Linked DNA regions of Homo sapiens: region 2 is linked to region 1. A link is a loop called in an ENCODE intact Hi-C map of the cell type or tissue named here. Cell type or tissue: PC-3. All regions are shown on one strand.

Region 1 (2,500 bases):
TATGCATTTCTAAGAATTTTTCTGAGTATATTATCAATACCAGATACTTATTGACGTTTATACCATAAAATCTGATTATATTATCAAAGTCATTTCTTTTACAATTGCTCTACTCATGACTTGAAATAATAATTGAATACAGTCAACAAATTTGCTTATAAAATAATACATAAACTTATGAGCAGTTGAGCTATAGAATACATTAGATGGGGGAAGGACCAAATTATTCTTGAGCGTAGTGGCTCATGACATTTCATTTGCTGCAATCAATTGACACCATATGTTCATTAGCATAAGTCCAGATGCCAGAAATGTAGGTACCTATTCACTGTTTTGTTTTGTTTTTAGTTGACACATTTCCCTTATCGTACTTATGGTTTTTTTTTGTTGTTGTTGTTGTTTTTGAGACAGAGTCTCGCTCTGTCACCCAGGCTGGAGTGCAGTGGCACGATCTCAGCTCACTGCAAGCTCCGCCTTCTGGGTTCATGCCATTCTCCTGCCTCAGCCTCCCTAGTAGCTGGGCCTACAGGTGCCCGCCACCACGCCCAGCTGATTTTTTGTATTCTTAGTAGAGATGGGGTTTCACCATGTTAGCCAGGATGGTCTCGATCTCCTGACCTCATTATCTGCCCGCCTCGGCCTCCCAAAGTGCTGGGATTACAGGAGTGAGCCACCGCGCCCGGCCTACTTAAGTGTTTTATTGTCCTAATTCTGGCTGATAAAATGTAGTTAAACAAAGTAATTTCACAATTTCATTTAACAACATGAAAGCAACCTCGGCATTGCATTGAATCTTAAAGTCTTCCTTCAAAGTAACATCTGTTTGGTAGAAATCTATTCCACTTTATTTTTTCTAGCTGTATTCATAATGCTGGTTTTTATCAAGTATGTGTCCTCTAAATATGGCATACACAAATGGAAACATTAAAAACACTTAAACACTTCAACAGCTTCCCCCTGCTAATAATATTGTTGAGGTTGATCTAAAATGAAAATTCAGATAAAACAAGAATGGATACAGTAAGAATAAAAAGAAAAAAAGACAGTTGGACTATCTGTGCTTGGTGTTTCTAGATGATTAAGAATGTTATGCTAAGAATTGGCCATTTGTAAGAGATTGCCATACGAGGTAAGTAAAACAAAATAATTGCTACTCTTGAATTCTGCTTTTAAGAAACTGATTTCAAAAACTTCATAAACTCCAGTTAATGATTTGAATCATACAGGCGTATATATGTCTATAAATATATGTTTGTACATACACATAATATGCTATGCTAATAAAGGAAATACCTTCATGAAAAGTCATTTTTTTTATTGAATGTTTCAGATGTACATCACCAACACAATCAAAGCCAAGGGAACCAGACTTGCTAAGCCAGTTCTATGCTTGGGCTTAATGTGTTTGGCATTTCTTACTGGACTCAACAGAGTAGCAGAATATCGAAATCATTGGTCAGATGTTATAGCAGGCTTTCTGGTTGGAATATCTATAGCAGTATTTCTGGTAAGTACAAATTTATTTATATATCATTGGGTTTTTAATTAACTTGCATAATCACCATGAGAAAATACAAGTGTGAATCACTGGGTTTGTCTAAATGTAGTATATCAAACAAATCATTCATTTAAGTATATAAAACAAATCATTTAAGTCATTCATTTCTTCCTCCTCCCCCATTTGTTCTGCCACAAGTCAGGTTTGGGGATGAAAAAAATACAAATCCTATGCTTAAAGTTGAACAATATATTTTCATATAAAATAGAGCTGGCCTAAAAACATACTGTCCCTCCCAAATAGTTTTTAAGACTGGGTAAAAACTGCCTATAATATTTTTTAAGGATTTATAACAAACTTTATATAAATCCTTAAAAAATGTTATAGGCGAGTTTCAGGACTGGTTTGGATATTTTTTAAAGATTCCTCAGGGAAGTTGGCATGCTGGGGTATTGAGAGAATCCCAAAGTCCCCTAGTGAGTCCCTGCTGTACTCTCCCTGAGCCTCCATGTCCCAGTGCTAGCAGGTCAGCCTCACCTGTGAGATGAGGCATTTTACATCAGTAACTAAAAACTCATGAATAGTTTCTAAGACCATACCATGTCAAATCATATTTCACCGCATAGTAAAGAGCATACACAGTGACTTCTAATGAAGTAAGCATTCCATTTATACTCTTATTATAAAATCTTCTAGGACTATTTCCATAGGTTTTGGTTGTTGGAAAATGTATTTTAGTCTGACTTTAGAATTCATTATTATTTATTTAACCAGAGGCAATAGTCAAGGGTTTGTATGCATTTCTAAGTATTTTTCTGACTTATTATCAGTACCAAATACTTACTGATGTTTATACCATAAAATCTGATTATACTCTTAAAGTATAGTATAAGTTGTGAGTGTATAACATTTTATAAGTATGAGTATATAATAAACAGCCTGAACTTCCCTCTATTCATGTGCACTAATCATTATGAGTATATCACATTTTACCCAAATGAA
Region 2 (2,500 bases), 260 kb before region 1:
CTTAGCCTATATATACATTGAAAACACTCCGTTATGTCTCTTGGTGGAATTTTCACAGTCTGTCTTCAGTCAGTAAATGCACAAACAACCCTGAGCACATGTGTGGGTCATTATAGTGAAGAAAACACAGGCTTCAGATTCAGATCTGGTTTCCAATAGTATGGCTATTTCAAACCGTGAGATCTTGATCTTAGAATTTCGATTTCTTCATCTGTTAAATGGGTTTAACAAAAATCGTTTTATAGGACAGTTGGAAATATTAGCACACCCTTATTTTTTTTAAATCATCCTTGTTAATTCTTGCTAACCAAAATGTGCTAGGAAAGCAAAAATAAATAAGATATCGTCCTGGAACTCAAGTAGACTCGTGACGGAGTTCAATACATAAATCAATGATTATTACGATGAGAGATAACCCTGAGAGGTATGGATAATCCAGGACCGTGGACAGGTGGGCAGTGTGGTTAAGCAGGGATGGGTCCCCCAGTGCTGTCAGTGGGGGTAGGAATAAGCAGATGGTGTTGCCAATCTTCTCTTATATTAGAGGCATATTGGCTAATACATGTTCTAGCACACTGGTGGGGCAAAACCTTGTATCTTTCCAGACACTGGGCGCACGATTTAGGGCATATCTTTTAATCTCTATGTGCCTCAGTTTTGTCCTCTGTGATGATAGTAGTAGCTAAAACTTACAAAGCACTTACTAGGTGCCCGACACTCTTCTAATTGCTTTATGTATCTTAATTCCCTTAATCCTTACAACAACCGCATTTTACAGAAAAGGAACCAAGGACTGATAAAGTTAAATACCAAGTATCTTGCCCAAAGTCAAAGAAATAATTCAAATGGCAGAGCTGGGATTCAAACTCAGGCAATCTTATCTCCAAAGTTTCATGCTGAACCGTAACTGACTCTCTATAGTGCAATGAATAATAATAATGGCTACATATCCAGCACTAACCACATGGCCTGCACACAGGAAGCATTCCATCGATTTTGGCTTTGATTACTATTAGTTAACTCTTTAATTTAAAGTATTTTTTAAAAATTTAATTATCCAGGAAATATTTCAAAATCTTGTTTCTCTGGTTTTTACCAATAGATGTAAGCAGATTACTAATCATGGGCAATATTTTTGACTTTCAAGAGCCCTCTTGTGGAAAAGTATAATAATCCAGGACAGCATTTTTATTTATCTAAGGATTGTCATATATGTGAAAAGAAATCCTAAATGTAAAGAAAATTCATTATTTTTTCAATCTGGCATCACACTTGGTTTCACTGAATGTAGGAAATATATTATTGATGACTCACATTATGAAATTAAGTAGGTAAAACATTGCAGTGCTGTAAAAAATTAAAAAGCAATTCCACAGAAAAATTGAAATCCATTTTGTAAGTAACCGCAGAGCAAACTGCATGGCTTAACAAATAGTTCCTATTAACTTTTAAAATTGTCAGAAAAATTCTAAGTTAAAACATTACAGGTAAAAATCTACTTATCTAAAGAAAATAATTACAACATTAGCATTTAGTATGAAGCGATAGTATTCTTTTCTTTTGTGTCATTTATTCATTTTAAAACAAGTTTGACTAAGGAATTAAACTTGAATAAGTAATAACCCTGAATATGTTTAAATATGCTATAGTGTTTAAAAGGTTCTTAGAGCAATTGAAGATAAGAACTGATTAAATATTAGTGTCTAGATGAATCATTTATTAGATGACTCTATTGTGAGAATTAATGCATGCCTTTTACCCAGGAGAAAATATTCCCCTGGCAATGAGTATTTATTTGTCTCTAATGTTCCCTGGTTTGTTATTGCAGAAATGTGTATCACAGTGACTTTATCTCTACTTTCATTTATAAAATGATGCCGCTATCTGCTCTGAAAGCAGGGAGACAGCTGCACTTTCTAACTCATGTTTCTGAATCATAATGAGTGGTCCTAGCCATGTGCTTTTTTCTTGTGTTTTTTTTTCTTCTCATCTCCACTCTAAAAATAGAGATGATATGAAAAACCTGCAGTTCTTTCCAAATGAAATTTTATGTGGTCAAAGGATCTTTTAAATACAAGCTTACTATTTAAGTAATTTTCAAACCTCATCAATTTAATTTATTAGGAAGAGCTCAATGTTAACTTCTAATTTTCTTCCAACAAAGATATTTACTGAGCATCTATACTGTTATTCAGGTAATGTACTAATGTTTTATGGCCATTATCTCTTATTATCTTTACAATAAAAAGACACCATCAATCAGGGTAGTTAAGTTTCTCAAGTTCCTAGAAAAAGTAAATGCAAAGCTGAGACTGGAACCCACACCTGTCTGACTTAGTGGTTTCCCAGCTATTTGTCAATGGCTTCCTTAATGCCTTAGAGACCAGGAAGCATCTCGGGTGCTTCCAAGTTTTGGGGAAAGATGTGAGAAGTGTCTGAGCAGGTATAACTTGGGTTTTCAGCATGTTGCAGAGAAATTTTTTAATGTTTCACATTTTGA

What was found. A loop is a pair of places that touch in the nucleus more often than their neighbours do. Peaks named below come from ENCODE experiments on the same cell type or tissue, not always from the same donor. Only the 100,000 strongest peaks of a DNase experiment are listed, where the experiment ranks them.
Region 2: it touches region 1 in a loop (16-fold over the local background); 1 of 110 quality-filtered maps calls a loop at or near these places.

Annotation. Positions count from the first base shown.
Region 1 is chr1:98,920,889-98,923,388 of GRCh38, reverse strand. It overlaps PLPPR5 (phospholipid phosphatase related 5), which reads left to right. Exons shown (of 6, transcript NM_001037317.2): 4 at 1,331-1,507. Among named protein-coding and RNA genes, the nearest start is that of PLPPR5-AS1, 82 kb to the left of the region's middle. In PC-3, no CTCF peak of the experiment used is centred here; a DNase peak (open chromatin) is centred at 1,368; H3K4me3 peaks cover 1,613 bases; H3K27ac peaks cover 2,461 bases.
Region 2 is chr1:99,176,324-99,178,823 of GRCh38, reverse strand. No RefSeq gene overlaps it. Among named protein-coding and RNA genes, the nearest start is that of PLPPR4, 87 kb to the left of the region's middle. In PC-3, a CTCF peak has its summit at 1,169 (motif pointing left); no DNase peak of the experiment used is centred here.